Linked DNA regions of Homo sapiens: region 1 is linked to region 2. The links are chromatin loops, found by intact Hi-C in ENCODE. Cell type or tissue: heart right ventricle. All regions are shown on one strand. Links, peaks and the distances in the headings refer to the core of each region. The heading gives the core; the rest is flanking DNA. Region 1 has its middle 63 kb from the start of NGF-AS1. Region 2 has its middle 16 kb from the start of NGF-AS1.

The links. A loop is a pair of places that touch in the nucleus more often than their neighbours do. Peaks named below come from ENCODE experiments on the same cell type or tissue, not always from the same donor. Only the 100,000 strongest peaks of a DNase experiment are listed, where the experiment ranks them.
Region 1: a loop joins it to region 2, with 3 times the contacts of the local background. A loop is called at or near these places in 10 of 110 quality-filtered maps.

What each region holds. Positions count from the first base shown.
Region 1 is chr1:115,214,900-115,225,839 of GRCh38, reverse strand. No RefSeq gene overlaps it. Among named protein-coding and RNA genes, the nearest start is that of NGF-AS1, 63 kb to the left of the region's middle. In heart right ventricle, for the core only: no CTCF peak of the experiment used is centred there; DNase peaks (open chromatin) are centred at 5,726 and 8,537; H3K27ac peaks cover 2,629 bases.
Region 2 is chr1:115,261,752-115,272,691 of GRCh38, reverse strand. No RefSeq gene overlaps it. Among named protein-coding and RNA genes, the nearest start is that of NGF-AS1, 16 kb to the left of the region's middle. In heart right ventricle, for the core only: no CTCF peak of the experiment used is centred there; a DNase peak (open chromatin) is centred at 5,821; H3K4me3 peaks cover 294 bases; H3K27ac peaks cover 1,408 bases.

The DNA of each region.
Region 1 (10,940 bases), core at 1,340-9,339, 47 kb after region 2:
CTAGGAAAGTTTCCTGAATTGACCTCTCCTATTTTTTTTTTTTTTTTTTTTTTTTTTTTGGTGGTGGTTGTTTATTTTGTTGTGGATTTTGAAGGAGGAAGAATACGTCTGTCATTGTTACACCCTCATTCTGTTTAAAACCCTTCCAGATGCTTTACTGGGGCTCTGTCAGCAGTGAGAGGATCCCCATATCTGCTTCCCAAATCCATGGGCCCAGATAATTGCTTTTCTCCTTTCATTTCCAGCCCTCCAGTCCTCCAGACACATCACGGTTACTTGCATGCAAGCGAATAAAACTTTAGGACATTTGACCACATTTATCTTCTAAAAATGTCTTCTCTTTCACTGCAGTTAATCATTGTGGATGGATGGATCAGTGGATGAATGGATGGATAGATGAATGGATGGATGATTTAAATAAATAGATACTTCTACCAGATACTTCCAGATGTTGTCTAGCCCTAACTTCCTACGTTGGATACGAGAACCATAAATACCAAAGAAAGTAGTTGGTACCTTTCTCTGGCCATGAGGCCAGTCAGTTTTTCTATGACAGGAAACTGCCCAGCCTCTAGGTTCAAATAATAATATCTTTTCTGTTCTGAGAAAAGCAATCAGAGGTCCTGGCCTTCTTCCTTGTCCTTGTCTGTGTCTGGCCACCACTCCCAGCAAAACCCAGGAGACCCTTCCTTAACTAATTCAGCTCTTCTCCCTGTCAATCACCAGCTGCTCCCAGACCTCCATCAATACCCACCCAAAGCCTCCAGTGCCTCGGTTTTACCCTTCTGTCTTTACATACAGCAGCAATCATTTTAATATTTTTCTGTTGGCATTTTCTTAAGAATGAGGAGGAGTTGGGGTGCAGAAGTTAAACTTCAGTCGTAAGCAGAGAAGAGCAGATAATTTTTTAAAAAAGAAAAAAAAAGCCACTGCCCAGAGGGCTTGCAGTGTAAATTAGACACACAGAGGAAGTGTAACAAGACAGGGCAGGCACCCATTGGGAAACAGGCGGCAGCCAGGGATAACTGTCTTTGTTCTGGTCAAGCCAGCCTGTCACCTGCCACCTTCAAGGGAGCTCAGGGGAGGCTCAAGGAAAAGATGAAAAGAGAGCACAGAAGTAGTAATGAATTACTTTAGATAATAAGTGGAAATGAAAAGCATGGCTGAGAGAGGCCCAGACACTTTACTTCTGGTTCCTTTCCTCCTTATATTCCTACAAGTGAGAAAGGAGAATACCAAAGAGTTTCCCCACCCCCACAAGACTAAGAGAAAAAGGCAGGCATGAGGACCCTGCAGGGATGTCCAGGATTTAACACTGGCTTTGCACTCTCTCTCACTCTCTCCCACTCTGTGTGTGTGTGTGTGTATGTGTGTGTGTGTGTGTGTGTATGTGTGTATTTACTGTTCCAATGTTAGTTTATTCTTCTAACATATGTTGCTGTGCTGAAGCTTTGTGAGTGGGTAACATCTTCCAGCCTCACCCCCACCATAACCCTGCAGTATTCTCTTTTTGTAAATTCCAGGGCTAGAGCCCAAAGGCATCTCAGTCCAACACATCTTGTCACATCAAAATAAAAGCAAAATTAAAGCCAAGACATCATGGAATGCCTCATAAAGCTCTCCCAACAGCCAGTCCATGCTCAAATCTCCCAATATAAAATTGCTGCTGCTAAGACAACTCTCTTGATATGCATGTTGCATATGAAGGTCAAAAAGGATAGATTTTAATTTTTTCGCTACAAGAAATTACATCAGTTCAAGGTGCAATATTGGAGGAGAGTGTCTTGAGAGAGATTTATAAAAGTTGGCAAAGTCTGTCCACTGTGGGACTCAATCCTGGGTTCATTGAGGACACAACAGGCCCTGCACTGAGGACCCACAATGCCCACCTCTCTCATGTGAATGCCACACATGAATGGCACCCCTCCCGCCTTGGATCAGCAATTGTGAAATAGAGAAGAAACGTGGGAGGCTGTGAGTGCCTGAGTCCTGGGCCATGGGCTCACCTGTCCACTGTACTTTCATCCTTGTCTTAGAGAGTCACCCATACCTGCACTTACTTAACGGTGATTACCTCAACTATGCAGCAGAACATGACAATATTATTTGGAATTGAGTTCTTTGTATTTCTGCCATTCTTCAGGGATTTTAAAACTTGTTTAAGATGCGTGTTTTAGAGAGAGTGAGCCAGAGAAAAAGAGAAGAGATTCACCAGGTTTGACAGTTCTGATGAAGGGGCAATTGAAATATCAGAGGCTGATTCTTCAGGAGCCATGGAAATAGCAGGACCCAGAGGGCAGCAAAAGCCGTTCTTGGAGAGAGGATCTCTCTGCTTTGTAGGAAGGTGACGGCCTTCAGCTCCTTCCAAGCTCCTCCTATGACATGGGAGATGGGAAGTGGCAAGACAAGGGCAAAGAAAGCAGCCTCCCTGGTGTGCCTAGGTCCAGGTTGCCAGCATCCAAAGCTGAGCCCAGGCTGGACACTAGACCCAAACCCTCCCTTCCTAAACTGTTTTGGGGAAAGGGAGGCAGAGGCACCTTAAGCCAATGGTTCACACCCCGGCATCTTCCACTGTGAGTAGGGAAAATTTGGGACAAGCCCTGATGTGTGTAGTGAAAGTTGTCTTTCTGGATTTGCAAGTAGATGAATAAGGTTGAGTTTTACAGAAAACATGTTTCCAAACACATTAGCCACAGGCCAAACATCTCTTCAGAGGAGCTTTATTTTTAGAAGAGCTTTAAAAGTATTTTCTTTATGGTACTTGAGACTAAATTCAGTCCCTGTGATGACTTGAAACCCCATTTACATAGACCTTCTGAGACTGGAGACTCATTTGACAAATTCTCACCACAGCAGCACTGTACACTTGATGAGCACCAGAGGAAATGCACGTGGAAACTGGGAGTGGAGACAGTGGGAAACCTCCGGCAGCTACACTAATCCAATTCCTGCTTTTAATGTCTGAAGGAGCCTGAAAGTTCAGAGAACCAAGTTCTTATTTGGCTTTGTCACAATCTTGGGCATGTCACAACTTTTCTAAATCTCAGTTTTCCTATTTATATAAGAAAGAATTGCAAAAGTCCATTTACTTCCTAACCCAGAAACCACAGACACACCTGAGACACATTTCATGGATCAGTAAGTCTGGGATTGTTTGAACATGAGTAAGGATGGAGTGAGGATTTAGCCCCATGCTGTGCCACCCTCTTCCCCATGATTAGGAGAGAAAGCATTCAATCAGGGACCCTTTGGAAGTCATATGACCTTCCTAAATATCCCTGGGTTCTCAGGGACTTCAAGTCAGGGTGCCATTATCAGGGCCAAATCTTTAAAACTCACCCAAATTGATATGCTGTTGGCTGTGGGACATCCAGAAGATGTGGTAACTACCTCAATGTCTTCCATGAAGACGTCTCACGTGATCTGAAAACTCAGTCATATTCCGAGGAAGTCCAGACCTTACTAACCTTCCACCTCAGACTGCAGCACATTAGGGCCATTCTTTTAAACAATTATTTGTGTGTCTTCTAAATCTATTATCTTCTTCTTCTTTTTTTTTTTTTTTTTTTTGAGACAGAGTCTTGCTCTGTCACCCAGGCTGGAGTGCAGTGATGCAGTCTCAGCTCACTGAAACCTCCGTCTCCCCAGTTCAAGCAATTCTCCTGCCTCAGCCCCCCGAGTAGCTAGAACTACAGGCGTACACCATCAGGCCTGGCTAATTTTTTGTATTTCAGTAGAGACGAGGTTTCACCATGTTGCCCAGGCTGATCTCGAACTCCTGAGCTCAGGCAATCCACCCACCTAGGCCTCCTAAAATGCTAGGATTACAGGCGTGAGCCACTGCGGCTGGCCTAAATCTATTATCTTCTTAATGAGCTTTGGGCCGCAGAGCCTGTAGGCTATACTTCAGTGTCCTTTTTGCCCTTCAGAGAACAGGAAGCCGATATTCCACATATGCATCAGCCAGGTTGGTGGGTTGGTTGGTTGGGCTGCAGGAAGCTTGGGGAGACCCCAGGTTACCTCTCCAGAAATTCCTAAAGGACTGTGTGAAGAGAAGGGGGAGAGAGCCATGAAGCTACATTTCAAAAGAGCCCAAGAAAGCAAGCTGTCCATCCCAATAGGCCAAAGATCTCAACCTCACACTCAACTCAGAAGGGTTAACAGCCAAAGCAATGTAAAAACGAGAGGACTTTTTCCCCTTCAGGAGTCTAGCAAAACTGCAGCAACAAAAAAATGCTTCTGTGTTCTAAGCAGTAAGTAGCAAGTTTGCTGCCACTGGGGGTATAAAGGCAGTGTCCCCAAGCAGGGTGTCAAAAACCACATGCCCCTGTCCCAGAATGATAGCCCCGGTTCTCAGGAGCCCATCTGTGCTTTTCCTCTCTGTTTTCCTCCCATACATATATCCATAAGTTAATCAGACTCCTCAGGTGCACTGGAGTCACCAGTCACCTCGGAGGGCCGAGCTGGCCCAGAGGGATGCTTTAAAACCTACTTTGCATATGGAAGAAAAAATTCTCTTCCACTCCCAGACTGGTGAGAAAATAATGAAAAGGAATAGAAACATTACCAACAATTTACAACACATTCCATTTAAAAAGAATCCTCAAGTGCAATAAACACTTCATTACACGTATATGACTTCATTATTTAAAAAGTTTTCCACCCAATTTGTCATCACAAGGTGACATCCCCCCACCCCTCTGCCCACAAATTCTTCAAGGTATCTCAGAACCTGTCAATAGTCCATGAGGATTCAGGAAATGCTGATGCATTTTAATACCAGCCAAAACAAGCACAATACGCATAAGCCCGCTATTCTCCTCCCCTGCCCACCCCCACTCTCTCTCTTTATGCCTCCTCCTCACATACACACAGGCGCACACGAGCACACACACACATACACACAATTCCAAATCGAATTCTTCACGATTTGGGATTTTTTCCAGAGCTGGGGTTTATCCATATTCCTGTTCCTCTAGAGCCTTCACTGTGGCCCATTCTGTTATCTTGATCAGGGAAGCAGCAGTCTTGACATCTCACCCTGTGGTTTTGTTAGAAACAGAAAAACAGCAGGAATTTCACAGGATTGGACCGGACTCTCAGCAGCACAAATCTGGGACGTGTTAGAGACGTGAAAACAGCTCCACGTTTGCATGGTGCCTTCCTTTCTCTGAGCTCAGGATGAGCAAGAGACTTTTCAGTGGGGGCCTCACTAGCAAGGCAGGGTCCCATCCAGCCCATCAGCCAGGCCTCTGCGCCCGACCGACTCCCCCTGACCACAGAAGGCCTCCCTGGCCTTCTGCAGTCAGGTTGGACCCCATCCCTTCAGCATTCCTGACTCCGCGGTTCCAGGCCAAATTCCCAGTTGATAATCCAGTCTCCATTTGTTTCCCCTCTCCACAAAATTTTAAATGAGAAATGTGTTGCTCTTCATTTCCTGTCTCACCCTCTCCACTGGTTTTTAAAGTCTGCCACTTCCCCCACCCCCCCAACCCCGGAAGCAGATGTCCTTCAGTGCCCCAACAGTGCCATGCCAAGTGGCTGCACGAACTCTAGTTGGTGCCCTGAGCTGACAACACAGGCAGGGAGCTTCGGGATCTGTCTGATTCAGAATGGTCTAGCTGGCCAAGATGTAATCTGCTGGATCCAGGCTCATGTTGAGCTCTCCACTGCAGGCTCCTTGTGCAACTGGCCCTGCTCCCCAGTCCACCCTGTACATATTTCCTCCCTTCCCTTAGGAATCACATCTTCGGGCCTCTGACGTTCTGTGCTAAGGAAGAGACAGGCATCATTCCCCTGTTCCCAAATTTGCTAATCGCAAGCAGCAGGGGAGATGGAGATGTTACGCCCCTCTTTGTGGGAGATGAATGCACACACACATAGCTCAGTTCTCCACCCTTGGAAGGCAGGGTTCTTTATTGGCTTGAATTCCCAAAGGAAGTGGCTATTTCTAAACCAGCCTAGGGGATATGAAGATAGCCAACCATTCTTGTTGTCCAAAAGTAGAGCAAGATTATCCAGAAGGTGAGAGGCCGTCTGTGGTTGGTTTGAATACGTTCTTTAAGTTTTACATTGAAGCTGATTCTTTTCCCATACAATTTCCATAATGTTCCTCTTCTTTATTTTTCCACAAAAAACTGTCCTCCTACACTCTACTCTGTGGGTCTCTCAAGGCTTATTAAAATATCTTGAGAGTAAAAAACACAGAACTCTCCCCAAGCACATTATTAGTGCCCAATAACCTGAAACCTGAAACAAAACTGTGAAGTTCAGATTTTCTCCAATGCTCACCCCACCCCTCATCCCCATACTTCGCCTATCTCCCCATCTCGGGGTCCTCCTGAGCCGTCCTGGCAGCCTTGGGCAAGCCACAGTGGCACTACCCACACCTTCCCTTTCTGAGCTATCCCTTACGCTCTAAGTTCATCTCTTACACTAATGCTTAATCTCGCAAACTAGTTCAAATGCATGTGTTAATGGGTGATAATGGGAAATAATAAGAACAATTTATATGTGGATAGAATGAAATACTTTTCAAAGCCTCTTCAAGGCTTTTACATTAATCATTTTATTTAATAATGTTATTACATTGACCCATCAGTCAGACAGGTATTTAGGCTAAAATTTTCTTCTCCATTTTGTGGGTGAGGAAAATGAATTTCTTAGAGTGTATTTGTATGGCGCAAAATCATACAGCAAGAAGGGTGGAGAGCTGAGATTAGACCCTAGCTTTTCTGGAACCTGGTTCCCATACTGTGGATGGACGGTTACTCTTTGCAGCCTGTGTCTTCTTTTGAAAGAGAATAGCTGGAATAGGCAATGCCTTAATTGTCTCACAAAGTAGAGACACGCTAGAACCATTTGGGATACTTGTTCATAGTGCACATTCATGGGAACCACCCCAGACCTACTGAATCTGAATCTCTGAGAGTGGCCTCCACCCAGAAACCTGCAAATTAACATATTTCTAGGATGACTCCTATGCACACTTATGTCTGAGAACCTTTTCCTTAAGTCAAAGAACTAGATTTCTAATGGTGAAAGTTTAGACTTCAAAGAAAGAAATACTAAAAAACTATGTGAGAAACAAACTGTCGTGTTTAATGCCATTCATACTTTCTGAGTGCCCACCTACTATGTATCTGCTCCTTCACCCTGGAGCTGCCAGGCTCTGCCTAAGTATTGTTTCCACAACTCCTACCCCACTCCAAGTCTATTTCTATCCAACCAGGAGCACCCACCTGCAATTTGGAGGAGGGGTCTTGCCCTACGCTTCTTTCTCTTTTCTGTCCTCAGTCTCCATGTTCTGTTTTGCTGGATGCTGTTAAACATAAACCCCAAAAGGAGAAGAAAGTATAAAAGGGTATGAAGAAAACACATTCTTTTTCCTTTCAGAACATTTTTCTCTCACCATCTTGCAAGAATAATATATTATTACCATGGACCAAATCCCCACTGTGGCTATGTCCAGGTACAATTCAAAAACATCTGGATAACTGATTGACTTTTTCTCTTTTCATTTGAATGTACACCATTGTGTACAACCGGTCTGTGAGTTCCCCCATGGGAAATGCCGAGGATGTGAATCCATCCCTCGGCTCTTTAACTAAAGTTGCAAAAACATCAGAAGGGTCTCACCCTTGCAAACACTGAGAGCTTTTCCTGGAAATAGTTCTGCCTTTTGTGTTAACAGATGTCACGGGGCAGTTGGGTCGGAGAGTGTTGTTTTAAAATTCTCAATCTGCCTTGCAAGAGGTTTTTCGTTAGATGGTTCCTGGATAGCACCACACCCTTTTCTCTTTTCAACTTGCACATCACTTCATGTAGCTTTTCTCCTCTAATTCACCTTGAATGTTTGTCATGTGGACCAGAAATCACCCAAAGGCCAGCTCCTCAGATCTGCGATGGCCATGACATGCCATCTGCTGATTTCCCTGGATTGGGCCACGTTTGCCTCCTGAAACTGAGAGTAAGCAGCTTTGTAATTATGCAATATTAGGCACATCTGCCTGACTTCAAACATCTGGCTGAAAAGTGGAGAATGCTTTGAAAATATTAAGATGCTTAGCATCATGGTGACAAAGTTCTACACACTGGACAGAATTTTTTTTAATCAGACCCTTTTTAGGTTGTTGGTTTCAACGCCTCTTTGCATGTTGTTTTGTTGACATTAAGCAGCCTTTCAGGCATGAATTCTTCTGTCCCAAGGAAAGGAAGCAAGCTTCTAGAAGGGAAGCACTGTGTGCCTTCACCCAGATAGGGGACCGAGTCAGCAAGGAGAACTAAGAGAAAAAGAACGCTTCACAGATGTAGCAGAGTGAAAAGACTGAATGCACAGGAGAGTAGAGCCAGAGATTGTGGAATCCTGAAGATAAGCAAGTCTGTGTTTGGCGATGGCCTAGCAATCAGTCCCAAGATTTGGCCAACAACAGCTAACGCGAAACAGAGATAAGTCAGTGGAGCTGACTCCATCAAGAAACTGAGCTGGGAGAGTGCAGGGATGGGTCCGAGTGGATGCCAACATCCCTGAGATGATCACAGCATCTCGGCATGTGCTCAAATCATGGAGAACAGCCACAGATTGTCCACATTGGAGTCACATGATAAATGCAGCGAGGCAGTAAATGGTGTAAGTATGAAAGAGTTGGCTTCCAAAGTGGGCTGTGCTCAGAAGCAGAGTAGATACAAGGATTATCCCAGCCCAGCTCATCATTTGGGCATGCACAGGGAGAGAAGAGGTGCCTCCAGGACTTCCTCACCCTCCTTCACATTACTCCCAGCCAATCCCACTCCCTCATCCCATTGCCTGAGAGGTTCTGGCAAGGCTGTCAATCCTTGTCCCTGTGCTACAGGATCAGTCTCTGTGTGCTGGCTGCAGAAACATTCCAGGGCCTATAGCTCTGTTTAATCAGCATACAGCAGAAGGTGAGAGGGGACAGAAGTGAGAGTCCACCCAAGGAAAGCACCGCAGGAGGAAAGAGAGGCCCCCATGGGAATGGACTCTGAACCTCTGACATCTTGGAGCCAAAGTTAAGTAGCAGTGGAGGAATCAGCTCAAAGAGAGAAATGGTGCTCAGGCAAAAAGAAACCCTTGGATTCACACTGCCCTTGGAAATGGGTCTCCAAAAGCCAAGGCTGAGTGTAACATGACTGATACCCGACAAGCTGGTATCATGGGGAGTGGCAGAAAGAGCACTGGGCTGAGAGTCTGGAAACTGAATTCTTGACCTGACCATCACAAATTTCTTGTGTGACCCTAGGCAAATCAGCCAATGTCTTTGGGGCTTAGTTTCCTCATCAGTAAGAGAAAGGGGTTAGGTGGGCAATCTCTATGGCTTCCTTCAGCTCTGACTTCCAATCCCATCTGGTTCAGGGAGGAGGGAGGTGAGGGAAGTGCAGAGGCACTAGATGATGGGGTATTGCTGCCAAAATCACCCTTTCCCCCTCCCCTGTCCTGCTCTCTCATTGACATGCCCTTTATTATCTTGTTGTTGTTGATGTAGTGTTTTTTCCCACAGAACTCTGTGGGATAGGACAGCAGAGCACAGACAGGGCAGATAGGAAAGGAGGGTGTGAGCGGGAAAGGGGAGAAAGGGCCTCTCCAGCATTTCCCAAGCCCCTGCTCTCCAGGCCGCAGGCTGAGCAAGTGTGCCTTCCAGACTGGGAATCTGAGAAGGCCAAGAACCCTCAGCTTTCCCCTCCCCCAAACTCTGCACCCTTTCACCAATGCTCCCCGTTCCACACCAAGGCACCGATCATTGTTCTCTGCCACATCCTGCTCTCCCCAGACTTCTTTGGGACTGTGGCTCCTTCCTATAAGGCCAAGAAGTGAAGTTGGTAGGATCTGTAAAACACAGTATACTTGTGATATTAGAGACTTTTTGCTAAAGAATGAAATATCTCAAATCAGTGATTTATAGTAACAACTATTTTATTTGCTTTAATTCTGAGTCACTTAGGTGGTTCTGGTCTGGGATGACTTGGCTGTGGCTACATGGTCTAGTATAGAGCTGTCCAATAGAAATATGATACAGACCATGTATGTATTCAAAATTTTCAAGTACCCACATTTTTAAAAATTAAAAGAAACTAGTAAAGTTAATTTTAATAATATTCTAACATTTAACCTGATGTACTCAAAATATTATTTCAATATATAATTAACAGAAAAATTATAAATGAAATATTTGGCATTTGTTTTATCATACAAATTTTCAAAATCCAGTGTGCATTTTATACAATACAGACAGCACATCCGCATGTCGACTACCCACGTTTTAAATGTTTAGTAGCCACCATATTGTGACCTCACGTCTGAGGTCTCTCAGTTGGGATGACTGGCATGGCTGGGATGGCTGAAGCTTCTTGTCATATAGCCTCTAATCCTGCAGGTTTGTTCTCCCATCAATCTTTTATCAGTGCAGGTTTGTTCACATGAAGGGAGAAGAACTCCCAGCAGCAAGATAGTCCCAACGCAGAAGTGCTTTTTAAATGTTTCATGTTTGCTAAAGCTCCATTGGCCAAAGCAAGTCACATGACCAAGCCCCAGCATCTGTGTGAGAGGGGTCTCCCTGAGGCTGTGGTTACCTGGAGGTAACAAAGAGAAGGTCATTTCTCCCAGTGCCCCAGGCCCGGGGGAAACACCCACCATCACCAATGCCGTCCTCTCTCCATCATAGAAAAGTTCAAAACAGAGAAAAGCACAAAAAAGGAAAATTGAAATAATCTGTTAACTCCATCTCCCAGAGATAACTACTGTCAACTTTTGGTTATCTTTCCACTATTTTTTCTGTGTCTGCATACATAGGCATTTTACAAATTTGCAATCAAATTCTACAATACTCATTATTTGCATTTAACAACGTATCCTAACACGTCTCCATGTTATTAAAAATTCTTCTCAGACATGAATTTTAAGTTGATAACATTCTATTGTATAA
Region 2 (10,940 bases), core at 1,549-9,548:
ACAACTACTCATTGCAGTTCTAACTTCAGCTGGGCAGCAGGGAGAAAATTAACTTATGATTTGAGAATTTGCTGTGCAGTTGACTAACCCTCCCCTAGAGAAAGCACCAGGGTGTGTAGATGGTATCAGCCAGGCTGATCAAGGAGAGGAGAAGATTCAAGGGGTCAGGATAAGTCAGAAAGAGAAGGGACCAGGGAAGAGATGAGTGAAGAGATCCAGGACTTCAGTGTTAAACAATGACCATGGGAGAATGTTTGAGTATCAAGATAGAGATGCTGAATCTGACATTAGACCTGGGCCTGAAAAGATCAGTAGGATATTATGTCCCAATTAATGTAGAGACAGAATAGGAAGCTGGGAACAATATGTGAATGAAACAAGAAGGTCTAGGCTTTTCTCCATGAATGGAGATGGGTAGCTCAGAGCATCTTTTTATGAGGTGCTGTCCATGTGATATGGAAGTGGGGGGCGGTTACTGTGCATTAAAGGCACACCACCTGGGTAGGCAAGCAAGGTCATACCCCTGGACTATAAGTTACTAGGCAGGAATCATTTGATTCATTTTAGTTCCTGCAGCATCCAATACAGAACTTGACACAAGAGTAGGTGCTCAGTTAAGATTTATTGAACAGATGGCTAAATAAATTCTATAATTTAAGCTTTCCTCCGCATCACCAAACTATCCCTACCTCTGTGTTCCAAACGAGATTCTACTTTGGCACAGTGTTTCTTTGGAGAATGACCCTCTTAGCCTTTATCCCAACAGAAAGATAAGAAAACCTATATTCATTAAGATGTAGGCTTCCTATTTCAATAGAGAAATGACACCGGTTGGCAGAGCTATTTCTGGTGGAACACCGAAAGTGGCACAGGGTCTGAATGTTTGTGTCCCCTCAAAATTTATATGTTGAAATCTAAACTCCCAAGGTGATGCTATTAGGTGGTAGGGCCTCTAGAAGATGATCAGGTAATAAGGACAGAGCCCACGTGAGTGGAACTAGTGCCCTTATATAAAAAGCCAGAGAGAGCTGCCTTGCCCTTTCCACCCTGTGAGGGAACTGCAGGAAGGCACCATCTATAAGGAAGCAGGCCCTCACCAGACACTGAATTTGCCAGAACCTTGATGCTGGGCTTCTCAGCCTCCTCAACTGTGAGAAATAAATTTCTGTTGTTTATTAGACATGTGGTTTAAGGTATTTTTGTTAAAGCAAGCCAGGTAGACTAAGAGTCTTGCTAACCACTCCTCTCCCTCTTTTTACTTCATTCCAACACTAGGCTGGACTTCCAGGAAGCTAAGCAAGCAGGAAACATGGGCCCAGAAGACAGCTTACTGAAGAGGGACCATGGAAAAGTTTAGCAATGCTACCAACTTAGAATTATTGATCAATAATTTTGTTAGACAAGACGAAACCATAGAAATAGGTAATATTGTGTTATTTTGTTAATTTTTGCTTTTTCCTAGCTTCTATAATCATGGAAGAACTTGAGCATGATTGTCTTTTCACATAAAGGGGGGAAAGGGGGGTGTATGTCTTGAATGATGTGTGGTTCACATTGTGGCCGATCCCTACACCAAGTGCCCAGGAGTGGAGTCATATAACTCACAGGCAAAATGCCAGTGGGTCGAGAGTATAAGAAATCTAACAGTGCCCATTTCCTACAGAGCAGCAAATGGCATTTCAGAGCAATTTTCATGGTGTCATCTTTTCCAAGGTTTATGTACACAGGGAAGATGGAGGGAACTTCTAGATATATTTGCAGGCATATGAAAAAGACAGAAACAAGGGTGGCTGGCACTCAAAGCAAAAGCAAGTTGATTCTGTTGTGTAACAATGTGAAACTACTTAATGTGAATGCACTTAATGCCCTAAAATGTGCACTTAACAATGGTTAAACAGGTGATTAAAATGGTAAATTTTATCTCATATATATTTTACAATAATAATTTATTTAATGAGCAAATAGAATGAGGGGATCAACTCGATTCTTTATAACCTGCACAGAGGGAAGGGAGCAATGGTGCAGTTGGTTCAAAAACATGTTTATTTGGTTTTGGATGGCAACATAGGAGCCCATGTGTGTGGCTGGTAATGTTCCTAGGTATGTTCACCTTTCTCTTGGGCACACGCTATCTGATAACAAAAGAAGAGAGTGCTTCAGTGGACTGAGTAGCATGAAAGGAGGCGCAAAAGCTACTCCTGGCCATGCGTGATCTGCAGAGTGACGGGCAGTAACTGTACCAACACTGGGCAGAAAGGCCCAGCTATCTATGCACTGCCCACACAGCTGATACTCCCCTGGCCCATAGCATGTTTGTGGGGTCCGGCCAGGGCTATCCTAGAACACAGTAATAGGCAGAGACTTCCACATGCTCATACCCAAGGTCTTGTCCTCAGAAGCTCTGTCAGTCTCTGCCTCAGAAAGGCTGGCCGAGGAATGTTCAATTCAGGGGTACTCCCTATCCTGCTCAAAGACAAAACGGTGACAAAAGTGACAACACTTTATGTCTGCAGAGTAATTTATAAGAATAGCCTTGCAAAATTCTCCAGCTTCAGTTGGTGTTTGTCACTTGCTGCCTGATGTCTTCAGTCCAACATTAGTGATAGAAAAATATCAGGTCTGGCCAGGAAAAGGGCTTTTTAGCCTCTCTCTTCTTCTTAAAGGGGGCCTCTCTTCCAACTTAAGAAACATTAGTCAAGCATTGACTGTGTATTCTGTGCTAGATCCTGGGACACACAGAGAAATTAGATAAGACCCCGAGGTCGAGGCATTGCCATCCCTCAAACCTCAAGCCTCATGCCTCCTGGTTGTAACCTTCCCTAGGGGCCCAAGAGATGATTGGTTCCCAGTCAGTCCCTTGACAAGTATTCACCCTTTGCCTCCTCAGGAAATCTCATTCCATTGCACTCTGTCCCTCTAGCCTTAGCAGAAACTAACACATCTTGAGGACACTGCTCCCCTGTCTTAGTCAGTTTGGGTTGCTATAACAAAAATACCATAAACTAAGTAATTCATCAGCGACAGAAATTTGTTGCTAACAGTTCAGGAGCCTGGGAAATCCAAGATCAAGGTGCCAGCAGATTCGCTTTCTGGTGAGGGCTTGCTCTCTGCTTCATAAATGACACCTTCTCTTGGTGTTTTCACATGACAAAGGGTCAAACGAGTGCCCTCAGGCCTCTTTTTCAAGGGCATTGTCCCATTTATGAGGGCACCACCCTCATGACTGAATCACCTCCTAATTACCTCACCTTTTAATATCAGCACATTGGGGATTAGGTTTCAACATGTGAATTTTGAAGCGATATAAACATTTACCATAGCATCCCCCTACCACTCTCTCCATGGTTTCTCATTCTCCCATTCCTCATTTACCTCAAGCTAAGGTGGGGGTAGAGAGGGAGTAGCACTGGGCACCCATTGCTGCTTCCAGGCCATCACTCCTCCTGCCTCCTGTGAGAGTCTCTTCTCCTTTATGACTTTACCATGATGACTCCAAGTGAGGACTCCTCCTCATGCCACCAACTGTGAACCTCCAAGGTACTGAAGAGAACTTCAGTAACATTAAAAAAAAAATCTCACTATCATCAAGTCCTGTGAGTTTAAGCTCTTAGTTTTCTCAGATCTGATCCCTCTGTCTTTGCAACCACTGCCCTGTTCAGGCCCTCGTTATCTCTTGCCTGGAACACTGCTCTAGTTTCCTTACTACTGTATCTGTAGCCAGTCTTGTTGCCCTCGTATCCACCTCCTCTTCCTTTTTAAAACAGAAATATAACTGTCATACTTCCCAACTGATTGTGACTTCATGGTGATACTAACATGTATTAAGGGCTGACATTGTGTGAGACACTGGGCTAAGTGTTTGATATGTTACTATGATTGACCCATTTTACAGAAGAAGAAACCACAGATGAGAAATAGTCAAGATCACACAACAATAAACGTCTCAGATGAAATTCGCAGACATAACTCTCCAACTCTAGAGCCTAAGCACTCAACTATCGTATGTCATTAATGCCTCTGCTCCCTCCAAGCACAAAGGAGGATTTAAGAAAGCCACTGCCTGGCCTCCTTAATGTTAGAAGCAGCCATGTTAGCTGCTTTGGTCAATGAGAAGTGAGTGGAAGTGATGTGGATCATGTCCCAGTGGAAGCATTTCAGCCTGTGTGTAATTCTCCGTGCCCTCCTTCTCTGCTGTGGTGAACCCCAAAACTTTGTGTTGAGATGATGAAATCATACAATGATAGAGCCCTTTTCTGCCTGGATCCTGAGAGACCAGTATGTGTTGAATTTTCCATTAAGCCACAGGGTTAAAGCATAAACTAGAAATAAGCCTTCATTTGGTAAACTTTCAGCAATTGAGATGTCGTTATGCTATAGAGAAAAAAATATATACTCACAGTGTAACTTAGCCTATCTAAATGAATACAAATATACCACCTCACTTCGGTTCTAATAACCAGGCTCTTGTTGCAAACTCCTTCTCATACTTCAGTTTTTAAGTAATTGCACTTACTAGCTCTGCAAATTCAAATAAGTCACTTACTTCTCTCGATCTTAGTTTCTTCCTCTATGAGGAAGTCGAAGGTTGAATTAAATTTTAGGTAACAAACACCAACAGAGAGTTGGTAGGTACCAGGCACCATGCTGGATGCTAGTTGATACCAAACCCCCCTCCTGTATCTGATAGAGAGCATGAATCTGTCCTGACCAGCTGCCTATGACTGTCCTCCAGAGACGGTCTGCTGGAAACAAACCTGGAGCAAGCCCTGGCTCTGCTACTATGCATGATATCTTGGGCAAGTTATTACTTAATCTATCTGTGTCCATTACCTTATTTAGTAAAACAAGCATATTTATTGCTACCTACCAGGTCTGTTGGGAGTACTAAATAAAATAAAGCGTGTGTGTATAACTCCATAGTTAAGTCTATCGGTGATAGAAGCAGACAGATCTGCTTCTAGTTATAGCAGTCACCTCTTACTTGCTGCGAGACCTTAACCATGTTACTCAGGCACTTTGTACCTCAGTTTCCCCATCTATGAGGAGAGAATAATAAGGGGTACCTCTGCCTCATTGGGTTTTAGTGAGAAATATTGAGCTCTTGACACATAGTGGCACTCAAGAAAAGTTCATTGTTCCTAAGAAAGCTGCTTTACACATGCTAGGTTGCTACATATCTATGTATCGAAACTCACCACAATTATTTATTGAATAAGTATTTCTCTACCTTAAAGATAGGGGCTGAGTCTTGTTCCTGTTCACCTCTACAGTGCCTGGAAAGTAGACAGACTAAATAATTGTTTCGGGATTGAACCCAAACACATTCATCACATTTTCTATTCTCCTCTTTCTATCATCCTGAAGAAAACTCAATCTCTTGGCCTTAGAAAGTCACAGGCTCATCTGGGGGACTGTTCAGTTGTCAAAGAAATCATTCTTCAAAATGAAAGGGGAAGGAGTGAAAGGGGAGGGAGCAAAAGAGTGACGAGCTCCCCAAATTGCCTAAGTCTCTGGGTTGTGTTTTTCTGTAGTCTGAGAGGTTTTGTTTTTGATTTAAAGAAACAAAACAGTTTCCAAGAAAAACTCATTTTGTTATGATTCAAAACCATTTAATTTGTGATATTATTTCCTCCGCTGAGCTTTCAACTTTCTACATCCCTCTGGGGCTGAATAGCTCAGGCGCTGAGCGTGCTCTTGCGTATGTAACTTGGTGCTCCACTGCAGACCACCACTGGCTGCAGAGCCCTGAGACGCAGTTCATGGAAATAAATCACAGTCCCTACAGGCTTTATCCAGATGGACGTCAACAGCATCCTTGCAAGTGGACCCTCCCACGCCTCTTAATCATGGGTTTTTCCCTGGGGAAAGTGTAGTGTCGTCTGTGACTAGAGCCAGTACAGCCAAGCTCAGGGCTGTCAGATGAGTGTCTCTGCATGGTTTTGTGGCAACAGTTGGGATTGCCTTATAACATCTGAGGGAAAAATCCATGGAATCCCACATAGAGTGTCTTTGTCCTCACAATTCACAACCATAGAGAGCACCTGCCTTTCCTCAAAGCCCCTCCACGCTTCGAGGTGGCCAAAAGAAAGCTCTTCCTTCACCCACTGGCCATGTCCCCATGTCTGAAAACTGTTCCACAAGTGGCCTGGTGCCTTTGAGGCTTTTCTTGAATGGAGGGAATATTCCACCTGGATCATGGAATTCACGAATGTAAATTCTCTCAGGCAGGAGGAAAGCACCCCCTTCTCCACACCAGCACAGCGAGGAGCAGGGCTCAGGCACCAGCATTTTCCTTACTACTTGAGAGCCTCTTCAGACCAAGGGGAGGATGCTACATTAAAATCATTTTTTAAAATCTACATAAGGCTGAAATTTCTAGAATAATTTTCTAAAAAATGGTCAATTTGACTTGGAATGCAATGAAATTGTCATTGGAATTTTTTGAACACCAGGCAGAAAATATATAGAAAAGATTCAGACAAACAAATATTGACATTAGTTGGTTAGTTATCCCTTTCAATCCCAAGATGCTATAATTGAAGGAAAATATTTTCGCTTAGCAACAAACACTAAAATCCTGGTATGTGCACTGTACTCCTTGAGGTACCATGAGACATGAGGGGATGAGAAGACACAGTCCTTGTACTTAGCCTTACTCAGAAGGTAAGATATCTGTATCAGGCAGGATCACTTAGTTGATGCTAATTTCAGAAACTTGAAACTGTAAATGCCTAAATTCCCATGTATGTGAGGTGTCTTTCGTAAGTCACGGAGGAGGCAGGGCTCTGCGCCACATCCTCCTCGTTCAGGGACCCAGGCTAACAGATGCTTAGCTTTGGGGAATGCTCCAGGTTACTGCAACAACTGGACAACAATATAGGGCAGTATGTAATCAAGGACTCAGTGAAGAAAGTGCCACATTACAGTTTGATGAATGAATGCATGAATGAATGAATGGGAAATCCAAGTGAGTTGAATAATCAAAAGGAAGATTTAGATGTGGTTACACCATTGAAAGGGGAAAATTAAGTAAATGGGAGGCACAGAAAGGAAAATAGCATCTCCAGAAGAAGTGAAAATGACAGAGGAAAGTGGGAAGAAAACTAAAATTTATATATCACCTATTATGCTCCAAGTGCTTTGTAGAAAAGTTCACATTTTATGATCCTCATTTTACAGATGACATTGGGTGTCAGAGAAATCATGAAGCTTATTCTCCTATACACATACTTCTAATAAATACAGAGCTGGCTTTCAAATATAAGTATCCTTGGCTCCAAAGGGTATGAAATTTTCTACACCACAAGAATGTAATAAGCATTATATTTTTCCAGGACCATGAGGAGACTGGATTGTCTAAAGCACCCCTAGGGAACAGTGAAAGATAAAGTTAGAGAATTTTGGCTGTGGGCTGAGTTTGGAACTGATCCATAATCAATGAGGCATCACTGACATTCAATTTGTGTATATATTACATGAACCTCTTACAGTAACACTGGAGGAGTTATCAGTATTAATAAGGTATTTCCTCCCTTCTAGGAGCATACAAAGCCTTAGGAAATAAGAGTTACCCTGTAATACACGCAGAATCTGCTGCTTCATAGCACAAACAGAAGTACAAAGGGTAAAGATGAGAAACACTCTACATACAGGTGTAGGTGGCAAGGGAAGAAAAGGAGACAGGTGGCCCTGATGTTCCCAGGAAGCTAAGGAGAATGGCCAAACCCTTAAGTGTAACTATGCCTTCCCCAAGCCACACTGGCCACAGTAGCACCCAATACAGGAATAACATTTCCCACCAGATATTCTCTACGATTTATTGCATCACTGGGGGTATTTCACCCGTGCTCTGAAACCGAGCCTTGTTGTCTACCACAGAAATGGCCCATCATCTTTTTCCTTGCATTCGCTCCTTCCTCCCTGCATTTTCTCCTTCCTCTAGCTGAATTACAGTGTTGGCTGACCTGGCTTATTAACAATAATAATGATAATAGTAACTTCTGACAATTACAAAAGACCAATGATATGGATCAGATACATTGTTTCATTTACACCTTGCAACACAAGATGAAGAACCTGAGACTCAAAAAGACATGCATCTTATCCAAGATCACACAGCTAGTAAACGTCAGAGCCAAGATTCAAACCCGGATCTTTCATTCTGCACAGTACTGCCTGGAGACTAAGGCCTATTTCTTACAGCAAACAGAGCACAATGCCTGGCACAGAGAAAGTAAAACAACCAATGTTTATTGAAAGGGTTAAAGGAATAAAAAATCAGACATTTGAAATCACATTCCTGTAGTGACAAATATATTTTTAAGAGTGAGGAATGCATGTTAATGAATTAGGAGATCTGAATTGGTGAGACAGGGGTGTAAGAAATGTTGATAGTAGGCACTGGAGGCCAGAAAGTGGAGGTGGGATTTGCTGGCATCTCTAGCAGGCAGCACAGTAATTCTTTGAACAGTGGGGCAGGACCTTCACTCCAGTTGTGTGTAAGAAGGCGAGAGGTGGATGGGGGCAGGAGATATGGTGGTAAAATGAGAACCTGGACTAGGGTGGAGACAGTGGGAAGAAAAGTATCAGATACTGCAGTGCAAATCAGTGGGATCTGGTGGAAGATTAGACATAGGTGATGAAGGAGGAGGAGTAAAGGATGACTCCAAGTTTTCTAGGTGGTGTAAATTTAGCAAGAAATTTCTTGCCATTGCAATATTGCATGGGGCATATTTTATAATAATACTGTGGTTTTTTTTTTTTTTTTTGAGACAGAGTCTCGTACTGTCACCCGGGCTGGAGTGCAGTGGCACGTTCTCAGCTCACTGAAACCTCCACCTCCCAGGTTAAAGCAATTCACCCACCTCAGCCTCCCGGGTAGCTGGGATTACAGTCGCCCACCACCAGGCCTGGCTAATTTTTTGTATTTTTAGTAGAGATGGGGTTTCGCCATGTTGGCCAGGCTGCTCTCGATCTCCTGACCTCATGATTCACCAGCCTCAGCCTCCCAAAGTGCTGGGATTACAGGTGTGAGCCACCACACCTGGCCAATACTGTGTAATGTTATAGATCTTTACCATTTCTAAAGAACCCATGCACCCATTACATTACCTCAATCTATTTTACAAATGAAACAAGTAAGACTCAAAGGGTCTCAAATAGGAATTACCCACCCCAAAGCCCCCCTTTCACTTTGGTAACCAATTCTTTTTGAACAGACAAACAGCTAGGAACAAAGATATCCATGTAGCAGATATAACTCATTAAAGGACTTAAAGGAACTTAGTTCTGGAACTTAAAGAAAAAAAGTTCTGGAAGAAGGAACCAGAACTATATGTTCCCTGTTGAAGACTGAATGAGAGGTCAATGCACACTCAGCATTCAGTTGGATGTTTTCCTGTAGAATAAAGACTGACTTGTAGACTCTAGGAGAAGGACGTGTGTCCAGCCTGAAACCAGGCACTATGGTCTCAACACCTCTGAAGAAATGAAAGTCATGAGAAAGAAATCCTGACAGGAGGGGAAACGGCTGCATAATGTTGCAATCTTTAACAAAATAAAATAATCAAATGTTGTTGGTTAGCCAAACCCAACATCCTTTCTGCAAACCCTGTCTTTCAAGCAAGGGACACAGCAGGAAGCCTTCAGGATTAAGAGGGTGAATCTTAAGTCCAGCTTCTACGTGGAGAGCACTGCTGTTCATGAGGTTCATGAAGGTTGGACAAATAATGACATAATCCCTTCAGATGGATAATAACTAGCAGAAAAAGAAGAGACATATTCTTCACGCTCCCAACCCTAAATGAAACACAGTGTTTATCAATTCCTGTCAATGTCTTTTTAATTCTTTTTTCTTCATTTTTTGTTTAATCACTGTGTATGAGAAGTTAAAAAATAAAGACACTTTTAAGGTTTAATTCAGAACACTTGGTATGCAAAGCAGCCCCAGAGAATTCATTCTGACCTGTGGCTGGAAAACAGGGTGCCTTGGTTAATTCTTTGTAACTAACATACTGAAAATTTTGTTCACAAGTCTGTCTTTTCTGCAGGAATAAGATCTCTCTTGCAATCAGTTACCACACACTTAGCAGATATTAGCCCATAAAAGATAAAAACTCAAAAAATGAATGTGGAATGACAATATATTTTAACTCATCTGTGGAACATTAATTAACCAGGATTACTGTATGCAGTTATCTGAACCGTTCTTTCTGTTCCTGCTCAAAGCCAAGTGGAAGATACACACATTCTATGCCAGCCAGTTCCTACCAAGTTCCTCCTCAATACTCTCTTCTAAGTTGCCTCCCGAAGAACAGGGGCCAACTAGAGCATCACGCTCGCTAGGGCATTGAGATTTACGTAACAGACTTTGCAACTACCCCTCTCTGTAAGTGTGTTCCCCAAGAAGCTGCCATAATATGAGGTTTTCTACACACACAAAAAGCATTGTGGCGCGGGAGGTGGTGAGTATGGCCTGTCTCCATCCTTGCCATGGCCAGACCTGTTAATTGCCTTACAATTATCCTCAAGTCATTTCATATGGGTCAAATTATTTCCCACTCTAGATGTTAAGCTTCCTGAAGATGTGGGCCTTGTTTTTCTGTTGAAATGTATTATCAGGACCAGGAACACAGAAGCCTTAATTAAATATATGCTAAAATAAGAGAAATAGGGGCAGAGAAAAGGCCCACATGGGTGGAAACAAAGAGTTGGGTCGGGGGTGGGTATTCTCCTTTGTGGTAGAATCAGTTGTCTGTGGCCCTGGATTTCAATAGCACAGGAGTTCTGGTCATTTCCATGAAGAAGTTAGGGTCAGACCATGGAATTAAAACTGTTCTTTACATAAGCACAAAAATCTTTTAAAATATTTAATTGAAATGGATTGCCACATTTGTTGAAAACGGTTCTTCACTTTAAAAAAGCAGCTTCAGACAGCCTGT